2 separate regions of the Homo sapiens genome follow, and region 1 is linked to region 2. A link is a loop called in an ENCODE intact Hi-C map of the cell type or tissue named here. Cell type or tissue: CD4-positive, alpha-beta T cell. All regions are shown on one strand. Each heading gives the region's core, and the rest is flanking DNA. Links, peaks and the distances in the headings are about the cores only.

The links. Peaks named below come from ENCODE experiments on the same cell type or tissue, not always from the same donor. Only the 100,000 strongest peaks of a DNase experiment are listed, where the experiment ranks them.
Region 1: a loop joins it to region 2, with 15 times the contacts of the local background. A loop is called at or near these places in 1 of 110 quality-filtered maps.

Annotation. Positions count from the first base shown.
Region 1 is chr18:70,485,040-70,495,503 of GRCh38, reverse strand. LOC105376872 (a long non-coding RNA gene) reads right to left here. Exons shown (of 3, transcript XR_935606.3): 2 at 9,057-9,259; 3 at 4,239-5,449. Among named protein-coding and RNA genes, the nearest start is that of LINC01910, 110 kb to the right of the region's middle. In CD4-positive, alpha-beta T cell, for the core only: CTCF peaks have their summits at 3,591 (motif pointing right) and 4,966 (motif pointing left); DNase peaks (open chromatin) are centred at 3,573, 4,943 and 5,373.
Region 2 is chr18:70,653,167-70,663,630 of GRCh38, reverse strand. No RefSeq gene overlaps it. Among named protein-coding and RNA genes, the nearest start is that of GTSCR1, 7.4 kb to the right of the region's middle. In CD4-positive, alpha-beta T cell, for the core only: no CTCF peak of the experiment used is centred there; a DNase peak (open chromatin) is centred at 4,430; H3K27ac peaks cover 635 bases.

The sequences.
Region 1 (10,464 bases), core at 2,988-6,987, 170 kb after region 2:
TTATAAGGAGGAAAAAAAGGAATCTGGTTACTTTGGCTAGCCATTTATTTATTTATTTATTTTTTAGAGTCTCGCTCTGTTGCCCAGGCTGGAGTGCAGTGGTGTGATATCAGCTCACTGCAAGCTCCGCCTCCCAGGTTCATGCCATTGTCCTGCCTCAGCCTCCCAAGTGGCTGGGACTACAGGCGCCTGCCACCATGCCCGGCTAATTTTTTGTATTTTTAGTAGAAACAGGGTTTCACTGTGTTAGCCAGGATGGTCTCGATCTCCTGACCTCGTGATCCGCCTGCCTCGGCCTCCCAAAGTGCTGGGATAACAGGTGTGAGCCACCACGTCTGGCTCATTTAATTATTTTTAATTTATTAGCCTCCACATGCTACTCTCCCTTTGACATCCCTAACCCACACATGGGTGTAAGGCCTAAAATTAAGATGCAGTTTTGTATGCTGTCTTGACATCTGGGAAACCAGGAGGGCCTTCAATGGCCTTACCTCAAGTTCCCTCCCTCCTGTGGGAAAAATACCCTAGCTAAAGGACACTCCTTATCATGGGACCACATATATCCCTGAGTAGCGGGCTTCAGTTTCCTGCCAACCCATGGAGTTATCCAAACAAGCCAATCACATCCTCCTCCTCTTGTTACTACAAAGCCTACCTCCCCCATCCAATCACATCCTCCTCCTCTTGTTACTACAAAGCCTACCTCCCCCATCCCCTGCTGGACACCTGTCCGGTGTCAGGTGCCGTGGGTTTGGCCATCTCTACAACCCTAGGGTGGGAAACCCTCTATCACCACCAGGGTGAATAGGAGGAGGTGCCTAAAACAACCCAGTTCATAACTGATTGATTGAAAATTGCCTTGAGCCCTCCCCACATGAACTCTGAGCTGCTGGGACAGGTCTTTCAAGGGCAGGCCTCTCCTTATGATGCCCTGCCACAGAATGGATCTCTGATCCTCTGTTTTTCAATTTACAACAAATTGGCCTGGTGAGGTGGCTCACGCCTGTAATTCCAGCACTTTGGGAGGCCAAAGTGGGAGGATCTCTTGAGCCCAGGAATTCAAGAGCAGCTTGGGCAACAAAGCAAAACCCCATCTCTAAAAACAAAAAAATTAAAAGAAAAAAATTAGCCATGCATGGTAGCACATGCCTTGGTCCCAGCTACTCAGGAGGCTGAGGGAGGAGGATCAGTTGAGCCCAAGAGTTCAAGGCCACAGTGAGCTATGATCATGACACCGCACTCCAGCCTGGGCAACAAAGTGAGACCATGTCTCTTAAAAAAAAAAAAAACAATTGAGTAAGAATAATTGTATATTGAATCTTTTTCTCTCCTTGAATTGAACAATTTCTCTGAACACATGAGTCCATGGAAGAAACATTTTTCCTCTGTTAACAAAAACCTTTCAGACAGTTTTCTTTCAGGTCACTTTTATACCAAACACTATTCTTCCTTTCTCTTTTTTTTTAAGCTTATAATGTTGATTTTAGGAGTAACCTTCACCACCACCTACAACACAAATTATACTCCCTTACCTTGCCAGTGAAAATTCTAAAACTTCCCCTGCAGCAGTCATTAAATAATAAATACTTTACTGCCATGATTTTATCCATAAACACTCGATGGTTTACAGATGGATTTATAAGGATCCCCAGGGAACTATGACTGATCACATCCTATGCCAGTTCTTCTCCACATCCCCCGACCACACTAACTCTTCTCTAGGCAGAGATATGACAGTCACCACTGAGCCATCTTCCGAGGAACACAGGGGTCCCTCCTGACAGCAGAAGTTGCTAGAACGGCTGGAAATACACGTCCAGCTGGCATGCCCACTGACGCGTGTCCGTGGCCCAGTGCAGCTCCCTGGGAAGTGTGTTGCTGCACCGTAGGCTCCGCAGCAGGGAGTGTGCTCCCAGGATCACCAAGCCCTTCAGGTTCCAAGAAGAAAGCAGACTAATAACTGGATTCACTTTTGACAGCCCTTTGGAAGCCCTGTCCCTTAGCACCACTACCAAAATAAATGCTACTGTGGCCAATTCAAAAGTTCTTTCTTTCAACTTCTCTTACTTAGACAAATACTTATTGAAGAGCTATTATTTAACGAGTATTGTCCCAGATTCTAAGGCTATAGTACTGGATGTACTGCAGCATTCTTCCTCCATTGGCTCACAGTAGTGGGCGCCACAGGAAAGGAAGCAGTTAAAATACTATAGGAATAAAGGTGAGTGGACAGACTGTGGTACAGCCAGACAATGAAATATTATTCAAAAATAACAAGAAATTAGCTATCAACCCACGAAAAGACATGGAGGAAACTTAAATGCAAATTTCTAAATGAAGGGAGGCAGCCAGAAAGGCCTTTATCCTGCATGACTCCAACTGTACAATATTCGGGAAAAGGCAAAACTATCCAGAGAGTAAAAGGATCAGGGGCTGCCAGGAGCAGCAGAGAGGCAGGGATGAACAGGCAGAACACAGAGGATTTTTAGGGCAATGAAAATATTCTGTATAATATTACAGTGGTGGATATATGTCATTAGTCACATCAAAACCCACAGAGTATACAACACCCAGAGTAAACTATGGACTTTAGTTAATAACCATGTATTAATATTTGTTCATGAATTATAACAAATGTCTCATATTAGTGGAAGATGTTAATAGAAGAAACTGTACAAGGAAGAATAGATGACAAATCTCTGTACTATTTGTTCAATGTTTCTGTAAACCTAAAATGGTTCTAAAAACTAAAGTCTATTAATTTAAAATCAAAAAATGTATAGAAAAGTCCCATTTTAGCACCAATTGCATTTTAGCACCAGTAACTAATAATGACTGTTCAATGTTTCACAGGCCTGTTGGCACTTAATCTTCAGAGCAACCTGTTACTCTCCCCAGTATGCAGATGATAAAATGAAGGCAGTAAAGTTGAATTCTTTGCCTGGATTCACAAAGTTTGCTATGGGCTGGCCTAGGTTTGACTACAGAACTCAGGTCTTAACCATAACAATCTGTGTTTTGCCTCTTCCCTAAAAGACACCATATAAACGTCTGTGAAATGGGGGAAGTATTCCCCTTGCCTTGGGTGGAACTGAGGTGGAATCACAAAGTTCTTACTGTGTTCAGAGTACTAATCTTATTTAGGCCGTGGAAGACTGGAGTCAATGCCAGTCATGCCCCAGTGTAAAATAGATCAGGCCAGAGGTGGTTAGGACTGTATATGATGACTCTTCTGTACTGAACCTCTTACCAGTCATTGTTGATCTGGGACAAATGGAGAAAGGCTCTTTGATAATAACCATATTTTATGAGGAATAATCACTTTAAATAAATGACCAAAAATGTAATGACTTAAAGCTAATCTTTAGAACATCAAGCTATGAAGTACCTCCTCCAAGATTGTATTAGTCTTCCTAGTGCTGTCTGGTACCAATATCCTACTTGTAGATAATGAACCGGGCTCAAGTAAGTCCTATTCCAGTAGCCTCACCAATGCAAAGCGAAATGGAAGAAGCCCCAAAAGATAGTAGTAGAGGAAGACTCTATCTGCATAAAGATGCATGGCCACAAGAGGGCACTGCAGACACAATGTGGAATGCAGATGCCCACAGGTACCCAGGCGGTCACTCACTGCAAAGAGAACCAATGGGCAAAAGTTAACTCGCTTTCCAATTTTAAAAGACAAATCATGACTTAATCTACAGTAGTGACTGAATCTATATTTAAATCCCAACATGCTGCAGAGCTATTTAGTATTATTCAGAATTAGAATTATTTCCCTTAAAAGCTTCCAAAGTAATATTTAAATACTATTAATCTGTATCTTACTTATACAACTAAGTATATTATATAGCAAGCAATAAACCTAAATAAAATTGCTAGTCAAATTGAGCATGGATTAAGTGATCAGAGAATGTCATACTTCTTCAATTCTGCCCAGTGCTTATCAGAGCACCGTTCCTTCACTTAGTAGGAACATGTTACAAACTGTCATTAAATATATCTGATAAATTAGTAATACATCATCAGAACACAGCCTACAGTTTTTGGGATAAGGGATTTTTAATATAAAAACCTTCTTGAGTGTTTTCCTACTGTAAGAAATTTTTAGTAGCTTTTCTCCTGTATTTATGTGATGCAGGCTTTGATCCCAGGAGACTGTCTTAACTCTGCAAATGCCAGGGAATCCATATTTACATCATAGAGATGGGCTATGGCAAATCAAGTCAGTAGCATTGGATGGTACCAGTTTAGTTTATTCCTTAAATGAAAAACACAAAGGCTGTGCATTAACTCATAGGACCAGCTAACAAAGGGGTCTCCACATTGTCAAGTTTAACCAAGAGCAAACGGGTTTTAAAACACACCTTTACATTTTTATAATGGGGAGATGAAGAGAAGAAAATTGTGCGTCAAATGTTTTCGAATACTCATATCCATATGTGGAAATAGAAATTAAAATATCATCGTAAGAAGTTATAAAAAGCATTTGTGCAGAACCACAATATTTTGATACTATTCAAACAATAATATCTATCTTAAGGTTTGAAAGAAAGTATAACATTAGGCATCAGGTTTTTTTACTTTTTAGTTTATGATTGAGAATTAAACCACAATATAAAACCAAAAATATTTTCAAAGAGAATTTAGAAGTTATGTTGATTTATGCAAGAAGTAGTGTTATCATATTATTAATACATTAATTAATACAGCTACATTTAAAACCCTGTAGACATGGGTGTACATACCAATATTTTTTCTCTTTATTAACAAATAGAGGGAAATTATATGCTACTGTTAATCTAATTTCCTGCTTCACAACCCTCTTTTAATTTCTGACATATGTTTATGTCTGAAACAGAAGAGCAAAGCACTTGCAAACACCCCTGAGTTAAGCCTAACACTTCGGGAACTCTTGAGGATTTGAGCGACTGGTGTGGAGAGACTGTCAGTATGCAGTGCCCTCTGCTGGCCAAATTATTAAACATCGCGATAAACAAAATTCCCAAGTGTTAATATTACAATGTGGGGGAATAAAACTAAGATTATTTTGGAATTAGCCCTATAATTCCGGAGAGTCACCATTCACTACCATAATTCCTTAGTGAACAGAGATTTACTTTTATGGAACAAAACAAGCGCAAAGCTACCTGGTACAAAGAAACATCCCCTGCCAAGAATGGAATAGAGAGTGAGACTTCTTATGCCTGCCCAGGTCTCAGGTCCAAAGTCACCCCAACTGTTACCTCTTTCTCAATCTTACCGCCCCTCCTCCATGTCCCACAGCCTCTCCGTGCTTTCACTTCCCAGTTCTGCTGCAATCTTTCAGCTTGTATCTTCTCATTGGAACTGTGAGCTCATCCAGCAGAGATATGTGTCACTCCTCCTGGAAGCCTCGGACATTACAAAAATTCAGTAACTGTCTGTCCAGTTTGGGTTTCTTCAAAAGCTGTAGAATTAATCATAGGGCCAGAATCAGCAATGTTGCAATGCAGTTCCCGGTGATGAATTTAGGAAGTTGTCCTGGACCCCAGAAGTGAGACTTTTAATCATGAAGAGTGGTGAACACAATGTGTGTGGCATAATAAACCTCTGGCTGTGTATTCATTAATTTTAAAGAAGAAAACGAGTACAACATTGCTGCTAAGACTTAGACGGGCTTCTGTGTAGAATTTCCATTTGGCTTCCAGGACAGATTCTTGGGTTCAGAGGCCACTAAGAAGGGGGAAGGAAGAGAGAGAAGGCAAACTTCTGGGCCAAGGTTCAGGGGAGGTGGAGGCAAACCTCTGAGACAGAGAGAGAAAGGCAGGCCTCTGAGACAAAGAGAAATCATTCTGGGCTCCTCTGTAGGGTTCAAACTGATTCGGTTTTATCCGGAGTAAAACAAAAGCAGTCATTTTAATAAATCCTTGAAATTCACATCTTTCCAGGTGCTGTAAGAGCACTGGGAAGACAGAAAGCTTAACTAAATCTTTGTCAATGAATATTTAAGCAATATACCAGGAAGCCTTTCAGGTGATAAACAAAACCTAGTAATTATAAAGATAAAATTGTGCAATTTGACTACAATAAATAACAAGCCTTTACTCTGCAAAACAGCATTACCTAAATGTCAAAATACAAGTAACAAACTGGGAAAAGTATCTGCAACACATATGGAAAGGCTACAGTCCTTACTATTTAAAAAGTATTTATACAAACCAGTAAGAAAGTTAATGCTAACAACCTAATACGACACACGTGAGCAATTTTCAAGAAAGGAAGGAGATTGTGTCTAAGCACGTGTCAATATAGTCAACCTCACTAATAATAAAATGCAACTATTATACCTAATTAATCTAACAACTATCAAATAGGTAAAACTAAAAATATTTTATAAACTTTGTGTATTAAAGCAAATGACCCCTCTAATATGCTGTTGGCAAGAAAACTTGATTCTACAACTTTCACACAGAACAGTTTGGCAATATCTATCATAATGCACCTTACACACACGCCCAGCCATGTCTAGGCATTTTCCCTACACATCTATTCCCATTGATACAAGGAAATTCATAGCATTCTCATTTTTAATAGCAAAAAAAAAAAATATCTGGGAACAACCTAAATGTCCATGAGTGCAGGCTGAATAAAGAAATCATGGGCTGGACGCGGTGGCTCATGTCTGTAATCCCAGCACTTTGGGAGGCCAAGGTAGGTGGATCACTTGAGGTCAGGAGTTCGAGACCAGCCTGGCTAACATGGCAAAACCCTGTCTCTACTAAAAATACAAAAATTAGCCAGGCATGATGGTATGAGCCTGTAATCCCAGCTACTTGGGAGGCTCAGGCAGGAGAATTGCTTGAACCTGGGAGGCAGAGATTGCAGTGAGCTGAGATTGTGCCACTGCACTCTAGCCTGGGCGACACAGCAAGACCGTGTCTCTCAAAAAAAAAAAAAAAGAAAGAAAGAAAGAGAGAGAGAGAAAGAAAGAAATAATAGTACACCAATATTTACAGTGTACCAACATTTAAAGTGAGAGTAGGATTATATATACTAATTCAGAAAGATTGCTGAGACATTGTTTATTGGAAAAATGTGCAGAATGAAGATGATCATACACTCTCATCTTGGGTTTACAAAGAACATATATGTGTTTGTTTATCAACAGCTTCACTCTGGAAAAGTGTAGAAGGACCTCTGGGAAATATGGCTGGGAGGAGACTGAGTTGCACTGTATAGAATATACTCTGGCACTTCTTGTTCATTTTTGGCCATATCGTTATATTACTGTTTCAAAAATAAATTTGAAAAACTGCATTTTGGGAGGCTGAGATGGGAGGATGGCTTGAGGCTAGGAGCTGGAAAAAACCCTGGGCAACATGCTGAGACCCTGTCTCTATTTAAAAACAAAACTATATTTAAAAATAAACATTTCCAGCAGTTTCATCTGCAATGTGAATTGCATATGTGCAGTTAACAATAAAGTCCCTCTGTCTAGCTTCTAACTTGTCAGACACAGCAAAGAGGGTGCAAAGATGTTCGGACTGAGAAGATGAGCACTTGGCTCCCCAGGCAGGGGCTCGTGGTGACTGGAGAATGAGAACTGGATCCTAGACTCTAGGCAAGGCTGCCCGCCCCTCCCTGCCCCTACTCCCTTGGGAGTGGAGCCTTCTCAGCAGAGGTGCCAACCAGATCAGGGGTCTTGAAAGGCAGTACAATGACTCTGGGTCAGACATCCTCGATTGCTCCTAGGTAGATCACTACACTCAGCAAACGCCCAGGATCCTCCTGAGAATGAGAGTGTTTCTCCAGCACAGCTTACAGAGAAGCCCCTGAAAGCCCGTGAGGCCACTGCTGGGGTGTGGAACAGCTGCACTGGTCACCTGTGGATACCTGTGACCAGCAGCGCATGAGTCTTTCCTAAAGGTGTCTCTATCCAGGTAAAACTCAAAGTTAGATGGGCTGAAAAACTGATGAGGTTTGAGCACCACTTTTCAATGATTTAAAAGAAGCAAACCGTGCTGACAACATAGGAGTGTACACAAATTATTTCAGATGAGTTTATCAACAGTCTTTGTATTAGGCCATTGTTGCATTGCCATAAAGAAATACCTGAGACTGGTCATTTATAAAGAAAAGAGGTTTAATTGGCTCACAGTTCTGCAGGTTGTAGAGGACACGATTGAACATGGTGTCGACGTCTGCTCAGATTCTGGGGAGGCCTCAGGATGCTTATAGTCATGGCAGAAGGCGAAAGAGGAGCAGACCTCTCATATGGCAGGAGCAGGAGCAAGAGCAACAGAGAGTGTGAGGTGCCACACACTTTTAAACACCCAGATCTCAGGAGAATTCACCTGCCACGAGGACAGCACAAAGGGGATGGTACTAAACCATTTATGTGAAATCCACCCCCAAGATCTAATCATTTCCCACCAGGCCCCACCTCCAGCCTTGGGGATAACATTTCAATATGAAATTCAGGTGGGGACACACCTGCAAACCCTATAAGTGTTCAAACTTTTTGATTATGGGTCCCTACCATAAAAAAACTTTTAAGCATGTACTTGCATTCTATGTATATTCACATAAGCGTATAGACTTATCACTGTACTCAATACTGTGCACATTACAAATCAAATACAAAACAGAAATGCTTAAAGTGTAATATAAACCATAGTTTTCCTGCTGTCATACTCACCATTTGGAAATAACAGTTGTGAACGGTGCTTCTCACACTTCAGACATCTGCACACTGTTAATGGGTTTTTGGTGCATATAGGGACTGCCATGTTTAGTACAATCTTAAGAAAAGTTATAACAATATTTAAGACTAACATTAATTGTGAAATAATCTCTCTTTCCTGCCATTGAAAAGCATGAAATCCAGTCCAGTAGACTGCCCGATTCACAGGACAGCTAGTTACTCTACATTTGGTAAATAGAACCTTCTGATACAAATTCATGGTCCTCTTGGGAGTCAGTGACTGGTGACTCTCAGCTAGTTCTATACATTCAGCTTAATCATGATCATGGATGCAGAAGTTGTACAGAAATTGCTATGAAAAATCACTTACAGGATTGGAGAGATGCTAAATGGAAGGCCTCTCAGATTCAAAAGCTGGAAGTTTGAGTTATGTAAATTTAGGAAATCATGGAAAATAAATTCCTCATCCTCTCTTGGATTGACTTGACTCTGCGAAGTATTCTTTCATTATCTGTGGCAGCATTAGGATGTGGTTTATAAATATTCCCAGTAACATCTCATTGATTTCATTTTCTGAGTAGTGAAGAAAATCATCAAGTATGGAAAAGAGTTAAGCTCCCAGTGTGCCCAAGTTTGGTCTCTAATAATTCCTAATATTACAACCTCAATGGTGAAAACTGTAATCATTCAGTTGTAGGTGACAGGTTCAGGCTAGGCCAAATAGTAATATATTCCCAAACCACCACATATCACAAAATCATCTTTACCGGTTTTATCAACAACATGAAGAAGTGATTTTACCTCCGTGTAAATTTATGCAAACAGCTTTTCTATTAGCAATGTATTTTGGTGTTTTTAAATGCAGTTTCATAGCCCACTCCCTCACTCAAAATACTGTAAATAAAAAACACCTTATGTCTAAGATTTTATCTTCTCCGCAATTTTCACTATTTCCTTTAACAACCAGAGTCATGTTGTTGACTATGAACCTTTCTCTTTGAATAAACACTGACTATTGGTGGAATCACTTTATTTTTATATAAAAGCCCTTGTTCATTGAACATATTTCAGCCATCTTAAAAATACTAGTCCCCATGCAGGGAACCCCTGGCTTGGGCCCACAGCACAGACTCTCCATCCTGGACTGATTGCACTGAGTGATTGACGACCTGCATTTCTCTGGGGTGGAGTCCCCAGGAGACAAGCAAAAGACCCTTGGACACAACCACTACTAATGTCCCTTCCTCTGCTGCCTCCAAGTTGGGGAGGGAACATAAACCCTGAGATCACCCCAGAGCTGTGGTGGGTAGCTCAGGAGTGCCAAGCTGCAATCTACAGCCAGCACTCAAGTGAGAGAAGAGCCAAAATTTCAGAGCACTGAGAGGGAGTGTGGCTGCAACAGTAAGGAAATATAGGGAAGCCACACAACTGAGCAACAGCCTAACAACTGACCGATATGCCTAAGCACCACCTACTGAATCACACTCCAAAGCTTCAACCCCCAAAATACCTCACTAACATACCCTACTGTGAAACCAAAGACAAGCAGTCAGCTACAAATAAAGATGCTGCACAAAAAGCCTCATCCCTGTGAAAACATCCAGAAAAGAAGTCTATTGACTGTACTCAATATACACTGCAGTTAAAGGAACACCCACATGCAGAGATGAGAAAGAACCAATGCAAGAACTCAGGTAATGCAGTAGTTCTCCAACAAGAGTTCTTTTTTTCTTTCCTTTTCTTTTTTTAAGACGGAGTCTCGCTGTGTCACCAGGCTG
Region 2 (10,464 bases), core at 2,444-6,443:
CATTAATTTGGTGCATTTTTCTTTCAAGATTAAATTTAACTCATATGGCTAATTATCAAAAAAGAATAATAAAATAAAGTATATTTGTTTATAAGTATAGGTTATTGCAAGTCTCACTTGGCTATAAAAATTACTATTTTCCAAAAATTAAGCTTGTAACTGCTCTCAGTTAATTCTTAATTTCTTCTATCCAAGAAGAAAATTGAAATGATTGAATCAGATACATCACCATCTATCTTGGCAGCACATACAAAAATTATCAGACCACATCCGTTATTCTACCAGTTCTGGTTTTGTGTTGTTTTTGCTTTCTGATAACTGACTCCTTACTTATGAAATGTTAGAGAAAGTTCTCATTAAACTTCAAAAGAAACTTTTCAGAAATAAATAAATCTGTCCAATACACTGGGATCTTGGGAAACAGATTCCTTTACAGGCATAGGCTGTTACACTGTGCACTAAATTTGAGAATTCGGAACAGCTATCAGAATGCATTTTGTGTAGCTATGATGCCTGTGGAGTCTAGACAGAGAGAGGCCGAGCCATTCCTTCAATTGCTCCCACTTTCTCTCGGACTGATCAGGGTTCATGCAGGAAGGACACAGCATAGTCACAGGTAACTCAGAAGAGTTTTATAAAAGGAGAATTTACAACGCAGAGAGAACTAACAAACATTGGTGAAGCAAGAGTGGAAAGTCTACCATCAGGAAGACGCCTGATAGGTAAAGGAGGGAACATCATCGCTGGATCCCTGAGGGAGAGCTGTGGTCAGGAGCCCAGGTACTGGTCTCCATACTGCGTGGCATAAGAGATCTGACTTGCTTGCTCCCAACTCCTGCTGACACCTCTCACTGGCCATGCCCTATCAGAAGCCAGAGGGTAGCAGCATCCCTTGCAGCCAATAAGGGTTAGACTCCTGGGGGACAGTGCAAGGCAGAGAAGGGCAGAGGGTAAGTAGGTGTAGAGAGGCCACTGGAAAATATCCAGGACCACCCCCCACCAAGAGCACCCAGCAGTCAGAAAGGTCCCCAGACAGGTTTGGGAAAGGTGTGAGGAGAAGGGCAAAAACACAGCCAGTAATGACCACGTGAACATAGTGGGAAGACCAGGTTATAATTTCCTAGCTTTGCATTAAGATCATGAGTTATAGAATTCATAGAAATCATCATTCTTATTTTACAGATGAGATAACTGAGGTGCAGAAAAGTTAAATAAATTGTCAAAATTCATACAACCAGTAAGTGGCAAAATTGAGATTTAAATTAATGCTTTCTGATATCAAATCATATGCTTTTCAAGTAGAGAATCCACACCCCTAGCAATATGTGAGGAGCCATTTGATTTCCCACTGGTCTGAGAGGTAGCCCTAGTAAGAAAAATCAGATGTTGTTCAACCCTGCTTGCATTTAGATTAGAAGTAACTGGAGGTCCTTGAGACTTGAGTAACCAAGAAATGCATTAAATAACATGAAGAACAAGACTAGTCATGGAAAGTTTGCTTTTTCTTTGCCTTTCTTTGAAAGAAAATTTGCCACCAAGGCATTTTTTTTCTCTTTGCCAGAGGCATTTCTAGCACTTGAGAGAACAGACTGTCATTTATACAATCCTGAAGTGGTTAATATTTATGATCAGTTGCCTGCTACCCTCTTCCCCAGGACAACTTGAGCTAATTTTTAGACTATAATTCACAATATGCTTTCTAAAAATAAGAAAAATAGTATGTGTCACCAATCTGTTTTTTATTTGGCCTCAATAAACTCCTCTCCACTAATATCTCTCAATTGTCCAACTATTCTTCAAAGAAAAGACCATTTCTTTTATCTTTCTAATCTTAAGGAAAACATTCATATTAACTGGATTTATCATTTTGTGATCAGACCATATAATCTGAATTAGGAAACTATTTTGGCAAAAAATGATAATAATTGTTTTTTGTTGTAATTTTGATGGAAATATCGCTGTGGAAATTCCTTTCTATCTAACATATGAGGAAGATCACCTACCGAGACTCCAGTACTTATATGTCATTTGCCTGAGAGTGCACACATTAAATACTTCATTGGTCACATTAAATATCTCAATCTTAAATTTTGGGTTGATTCTATTAAGTCTTTCTATAGTCATGAAGGAGCAACATGGATATATAATACTACTTATCTCTACGATAGACTTATGTTAAAATACTGACTCTGCAATGGTCATTGGCTAGGTACTGTTGGGAGGTGAGGACAGAGAAGACATAAGGAATAAAACAAATGCACGTACATGAACTCACACACATATGAATTCACATATGTGAACACATATAGAACACACAGGCGAACACACATGCATATGAACACTTATGGACCACGCACAAATCATCTTGGAACTAAAGTTCTTCACCATCTGATGGGGTGAGTGAATCTCTCTTACAGGCTAACAGACAAGTCACATACACGATCATTAATTTGTAGAACAACACATGCACTATTATGTTATTTCTGTAACTCACACAAAAGATAACACTGTCCATTTTATGTGGGGCCATGTATATGCATATAGAAATAAAAGTGGCTGGTGGGATATTCCCACACTGAGAACAGTGGTTAATCCAAAGAGTGGTTAATCTAAAAGATAACACTGTCCATTTTATATGGGGCCAGGAAATGTGTACAGAAATAAAAGTGGCCTGGTGGGATATTCCCACACTGAGAACAGGGGTTAATCCAAAGAGCGTGGAATGGAAGAATGGAGAGTAGTGATGAGAGATTTGACCCTTATTCATGCTACTTCACCTTTTATAAGAAGAATATATTTTCTTAATTGTGGTGTATTTTAAAAAACCTTTACAATAAGCCAAGTATTCTAATAGTGGTGTATACACAGTAATGTTAGCACAGATGAAGGAAAGATTAAATGTTTATGCATCCTTGGAAGCCATCTTAGAGGAGGTGCTATTTGAATTCAGTCTTAAAGATAAAAAAGAATGTTCTTATAAGAAATATGAGGGTGGGAGCATATCCAAAGAAACACAATAACGTATTGAAAGACAAAGAAATGGGACAAAACATGGTGTATTCACATTTTGGTGTGGCTCACAAGGAGAATGTGTATGCAGGGGAAATGAACTGGTGAAGAAGAGTTACTGTATTTGAAAGAGGCTTGCCTGTCAGATGAGACTTTAGAATCACTTTTAACCCATGACCCCTTAGATAAACAGAAATATCTCCTGCCTTCTTTTAATGTTAATTGAAACTGCACAAATAATGTGAATATTGCAAACTAAAAATGAAACAAAGGAATAGTAGCTTTAGAATCACACACACACACACACAATCATATTATCTGCTTTTGCTGGCTACACATTTTCTATTCTATGCATCATAAAAGAAAGAGAGAACAGAGAGCTGACATGCAATATTGAACCATTCCTACTGCTTTACTTCCATAGGGACAATGAACACAGAGTAACTTCCCAATTACATACAAATTAAAATAACAAGACAATACCCAAAGCCCACCAGAGCACACCGTTTACCTCATAATCAAATCCTAAAAATGATTTTCTAGAAGTTAACTGTATCAAATGAATGAAGCATTAATTTTTAAAAATTAAACTTCTCTGGGATAGCGACAAAAACTGGGCATCTCTGAGGAGAGTTTTGCACAAGCTTCCTTCTCGGCCAGAGCACGCGAGGTCATGGATTCATTCCCTGGATTTCACTTTCCCCACCTGAGCTGTGCTTTTGTCCCTTTGAACCACTGTCAAGCCGGGTGCTCTTTGAGATCTTCACTGAAGGATGAGACATTTGGTGTTGTGATTTTGTTAGCTGGGGCTGGAGCTTATATATGGATGCTGTAGGGCTTTTTTCCCATCAGTTTCAGTTTCAGCATATTTGAAGCTCGAATATACTTGCCAATTTTGCTAAGTTCTTTTGAAAATTATCATTTTTGGAGGTTTGAAGCATTTGGTAATTTTCCCTGGTGTTCTGAAACCAGAGCAACTTTAGGTCGCAAATCGGGGCAAGCATATTTCTATTTGACAAGGTTGCAGCGTGTTTTCCATGAGCTAATTTCAATAATGTATAAGCAGTCTATTCCAGGTCCCCTGAGTCAAGCTTTGTGGTTCACCAAATTAAATATATATGTGTGTGTGTGTGCATGTCTCTGTGTGTGTGTGTGTATAATTTATACATATATGTATATGTGTGTATATATATATAAAAAACATTAGATCTTTACGAAAGAAAAAGAAGTAGTGCATAGAATGGATGAGCCTGAAGCATGGATCCTGGAATAGTTCTGCCACCTAGTTCCCTCACAGTCTAATCCACACTCTGTCCTCACGAGCCTGGGTGAACATTTCTTCTGGAGGAATCCGTGTTAATAGCTCCTCCTAGAACAGGGCTCAGCTGTGCGGATGTCGTCTTATCAACCACAAGCAAACATGGGGGTAGGGAGCTGTGCGTCAGTGAATCTTGCTCGTGGGAAAATTGTTCTATCAGTCACAGTAGTATGTAGCAGGGCTACATTTTTTTAAAATAGTGCCTGCCCTTCTTGACTGTCTAAAAAAGCAGAACGAAATTCTCACTGAACCAGTAAACCAGCCAAGGAAAAGTGTGTCAATCACATTGATGATTTATTTCTAAGACTCTTGCTGAGTACAAACATTCTAAGTACCATTGGTTAAACTATTATCTTACTTAGAGGGAATAGCTACATAAATCAGAATATTCTTCTCAAGGACTTGCCTTTTGATTTATAATACTTTGGGACAAAATATATTCATCATCTCCATTCTAAAATGAGTAAGTTATTGGTTTCATATTTTTCCCTGCCTAGAATATGGAAAGCATCTTCAGAAGAAATTCCCAAACACAGTGCAAAAAGAGCTTCACTTTAAAAATGTTCAGGTCCAGTGGGACGATATGGGACGATATTCATAATCTGAAGTTTTAAAATTCTGATAGACATTCAAATGGCATCATTGTGGAAAATAAGCAAATTCTATTTGTCATTCAGGATCCTCACATTGCAATTTGAACAATCTACTAATCAACAGTTTTTAATTAACTGCATTACTCACAATGGACTCTCACCCTGGATCACTAAACAGGGTTTTCAAAGCTAAAATTTGGTAACAAATGATCTAATACATTCCTGAAAGAACTTGTTTCCTTCGACTTTCCACCAGAAATCCCTATTACAAAGCTAGCATAGCTGGCATTTTACCAGCTCATGCTCCAATCAGCTTTTTTCTAAATTAATTCATTACATCAAAGAATTTTATTCAGCTGCAAAGCTATCATCAGCTTTATTGTAATCTTCAAGACTTGAGAAAAAATCAGACATTTTTCTACAGATTTTTTTAACCACATATGCTATACATACACTAGTAGTTGGGAAAAAACTGCTTTGCTATAAAATTCATCACAATAAGTAACATAAGAGTAATAATGTCATTCCTGGCATATCCTACATTTTGATATGCTAAATTATTAATTCAGTGGTGGACATTGTGATGATTGATTTTATGTGTCAACTTGGCTCAGCCTTGGTACCCAAACAGTTGGTCAAAAATTATCCAAGGCCAAGCATGGCAGCTCACACCTGGAATCCCTGCACTTTGGGAGGCTGAGGTGGGAGGATTGCTTGAGTACAGGATTCAAGACCGGCCTATGCAACATGGCAAGACCCAATCTCTACAAAAAAAAAAATTTAAAATTAGCTGGGCATAGTGGTCCATGCCTGTGATCCCAGCTACTCAAGAGGCTGAGGCAGGAGGATTGCCTGAACCCAGGAGTTTGAGACATTTAACCACTAGAAATAGAACCAATAGCGTGTGTGTGTGTGTGTGTGTGTGTGTGTGTGTGTTTGTGTGTGTGTGTGTGTGTATGTGTGTCTATGTGTGCATGTGTGTCTGTGTTTGTCGGTGTGCATGTGTATGTCTATATATAAATTTTGATCTTTTTCAAGAAATTGGCTTGCAATTTTGGAGGCTGGCAAGTCTGAAATATGCAGAGTAGGCTGGCAGCTGGAAGCCCAGGAAGAGTTGATAGCACAGTTCGAGCCTGAAGGCCATCTGCTGTCAGAATTCCCTCTTTTCTTTGAGGGAGGTTAGTCTTTGTTCTATTCAGGCCTTTAACTGATTATATGAGGCCTATCTACTTATAAAGAGTAATCTGCTTTACTCAAAGTCTACTGGTTAACTGTTAGCTTCATCTAAAACATACCTTACAAAAATATCTAGGATTTTTTTTTCTTTGAGACAGGGTCTCTGTTGCCCAGGCTGAAGTGCAGTAGTGTGATCGCGGCTCACTGCAGTCTAAAACTCCCTGACTAACACAACTATATATCCAGATAAATTCATATTCTGGAATTTCTTCTCAATTTTCACTGCAGGTAAAATTTGGAAGCCATTATAATAAATATTTTTATGAGGTTTCCTCAGAAATGTGGCATTTAAAAATTATTTGTAATTGGAAGTGTAAGTTCTCAAATTATACCTTTAAATGGGGTTTGCACAAGTATGACTTCAATAGTGTTCAAGTAGTCAAGAGGGTGATGCAATATTATTGTGTAGAATTTTTAGACTAAAATATTCCCAAAACCACAATCCTTTTCTTTTCAATACATGTGAATCAATACTGGATATAAGCTTTGAAAGTTTTTGAACTGTATATTTCCATTATCAGCCACCTAAAAGAACAAGAGGAAAATAGGAATAATGACCCGTCACTCTTACAGAAGAGAAATCATGCTAGCTGTTGCCAGTGATAGGTAGAAGTCTTCCAAACATGCACTCTTTTCTGATCCATGGAAAAGAAACTTTGTATTTACTTTTCGTATATACCTAAAACCACAGTCTATTAATAACCAGCAATTGGTAATGCCCAAAATTAAATATAAATTATTTTATGTTGACAATCTTCTGGTATTTAGCTAGCAAAGCCAAGGATGAAAACTAACTCCTGGGGAAGATGGAATAAAATACAATACGCTTCTCAGGGTTCAGAGATGCTTTACATGTACCCAGTTAGAATAGAAATAGTAAATTTCAATAGAAATAATTTTTTAAAAACTGGATTAATGGTGGTTATGTGCATAGGAATATTTATAATTTGCTAAAAAGAAGCCATTTGATTGGCAGTCACAGAGTTGATTCAATGGTTCAAAGCCATCAAACCTAGGCTCCTTCAACCTTCTGTTTTAGGGTGTTGGCTTTGTCCTCAGGCTTGAATCCTCACTGTCACAAGATAGCTGCCATACCTCCAGCCATCATTCCCAACACAGGAAGCAAAGGAGCAGTCAAAAGAATAGATTTTCTCATTACAGAATTACAATATTTCTCTCAAGAAGAAATATTTTTCTAGAGAAGCCCAGAGGACTTCATAGATCACTGCCCAGAACTGGGTCATATGGCCCCCTAGGACAATCACTGTCAAAGGGAACTAGAATTACTAGCATTCTCTGAGACTCACCATGATTTATCTACCAAATTCAAGCACTTTGCCACATGAACAACACTGGAATTTTGTTAGCAAGAAAGAATTGTAGCATAGGCCGGGTGCAGCAGCTCATGACTATAATCCCAGCACTTTGGGAGGCCGAGGCAGGTGGATCATGAGGTCGGGAGATCAAGACCATCCCGGCTAACATGGTGAAACCCCGCCTCCACTAAAAATACAAAAAAAAAAAAAAAATTAGCCGGGCATGGTGGTGGGCGCCTGTAATCCCAGCTACTTGGGAGGCTGAGGCAGGAGAATGGTGAACCCGGGAGGCGGAGCTTGCAGTGAGCCGAGATCGTGCCACTGCACTCCAGCCTGGGCAACAGAGCAAGACTCCACCTCAAAAAAAAAAAAAATTGTAGCATAAACATTGGGTGGGCAGCCAACTGGCCCACAGTAACTGCCTGCCTTAAATCAGTCAACTTGTAGATGCATAAGATCTTTATCCATAATTAACAAACATGACACAGTCTTTGTAATAGTAGGGTTTACATCAAATATTTTCTCATTCTACACTGAGCATATTTCCACTTGCCATGAAAATGTTGCCAAGCATTACTTCTTTTGTTTTTATTTAGCATTTAGTGTTTTATTTAATTTGTATAATGAAATTGTGTAAGATTTTACTTGTATAAAATATAAATTAATCCAATTGAGTAAAATTTCTCAAACCACTCTATACCTTTATTCAGACATGCATTTTCCTTGCCAGCTAAAGAATCATTAGCTCAGAATGCACCCTAATATGATGCCATCTGAGAGTTTTGAGTGGGAAATGGCAAAAGGTGAGCTACAGACATGGAGGAAGAACCAGAGTTAGAAAGATAACTCCACCAAGGGACAGATAATGCAGGCCAAGGCAGCTGCAATAAAAATAGGGGGAAGGCCAGGTGTGGTGGCTCACGCCTGTAATCCCATCACGTTGGGAGGCCGAGGCAGGCAGATCACCTGAGGTCAAAAGGTCAAGACCATCCTGGCCAACATAGTGAAACCCCGACTCTACTAAAAATACAGAAACCAGCCGGGCATGGTGGCACGTGCCTGTAGTCCCACCTACTCATGAGGCTGAGGCAGGAGAATCGCTTGAACCCGGGAGACGGAGGTTGGAGTGAGCTGAGATCGTGCTATTGCACTTCAGCCTCGGCAACAGAGTGATACTCCACCAAAAAATAAAAATAAAAAGTAAAAAATAATAGGGGGAGAAAGCCCAGAAAGATATTCAGAAGCTCAAGCGACATAAATTTTTGACCAGATAGGAAGCAATTACTGCACTATACAAAACCTGGGCTTTGGGTGAGGTACACCTGAGTCTGAGTCGTGATCTTTCTGCTCACTAACTGAGGTTTTGAACAAGTGATTTTTCTTTCCTAAACCTGAGTTTCATCCAATATGAAATAGGAATAAATGAGAATGCTCAGTAGTTGTAAATACTAAATGACACAATATATAACATGTCTGTCCCCTGTTGAGTATTGAATAAATAAAATAGAAGCTGAATATGATGATCATGATGCTTGTTTCTAGGATAGAAGACAAGTAGATGATATTCAATGAGGATATGAAATATAGTGGAAGATGAGGCTGAGAAGGAACTGTATCAAGTTCAGTTTTAGCCTGCATTGTATTTTATTTGTGTTTATTAAATCCTCATAAAATGTAGAACACAATCTTGGACACAGAGGATTCTCTGTCCAGTGCACCTCCCTGACTCTCAGAACCGCCACCCCTCCCAGCCGACATGGGTCACTTTCAAGTTCACCCAAGTTACAACAAGAGTACTTGGGCACCCTAAACCTCAGCTTCTTCATCTGAAATGGAGAAAATATTACCCAACTGACAATATAAATAGTAAATGTATATAAAACACATAACTACCAGCTGCATAGACAATCAATTAAAAAAAATTCTTCCCTTTCTTTCATCTGAAATTCATACCCCAACATTTCCAGTAGATTTTGAAGGAGTTCCAGTTGACCCAATTTACAGACCAGTAAGAGTTCTAATTCCAGAAATTTAAGAATTCTAATTCCAGCTATTTACACGGGGCCTATGCAAACCAAGGTCCATATGGATTGTAATACAACTAATGCCACCTTGTTAACACAATTAATGCTTTTTCTACTACTTATTAAAACTGATATCATGGCTTTTAGCTATCCCTTACATTACATAATTTGTGGATCAGTTTTCTCACCAGGCTTGCAAAAGCAGTTTACTGTGATCAAGTTCACTCACTGTAAATATCCACCAAATTTGCTAGAAGAGGAAGTCTGCAATAACTTATCTTGCTGATAAACCAATGGGCAGGTCTCATATCTTCTTATCCATGTTTTTCCCTACCTAGTGCCTCACTTATAATAAACATTCAACAAATGCTTTGCAAATAAATGAGGCAGATAACTTTTAGAAGAAACTTCACCCCCAAAAAATTCAATTCATATGTGGAGCAATATTTCAAAGACCTAAATGCAATCTAAGATAAAGGGAATGAATACTACTATATCATTTCCAGCAAAATGATTCACTATTATAAGACTATCCAAATGTAATTAACTAATTTAAAAAATACATGCATCTTTCAAATTTTCCATTTTTTTCACCAGTAATACAAGATGGTAAATCATAACCATTGATCATTCCCAGGTAACATTTTGACTTGCTAAAACAGCAGTCCTTCATATTTTCAAAGGATAAAAATCCATTGGTGAAAGGAAATTCTTCTATACCACAAAATGTTGAAGAAAAGAATATTGAGGCTGTAAAAAAATTATATAGAATATTTCCATATCCCTTTATTCAAAATTGATATAATTAATGTTAACGGTAATAGCTAAATAAAGAAAAACAATTTTAAAAATGCTGTGGATATTCTGGGTATAGGAGTGGCATTAAAATAGTTGCAAATAATAATGAAGCATAAATCATAATAAATATTGATAATTAACATGCAAAAAAGAATATATCACTGTCTGTC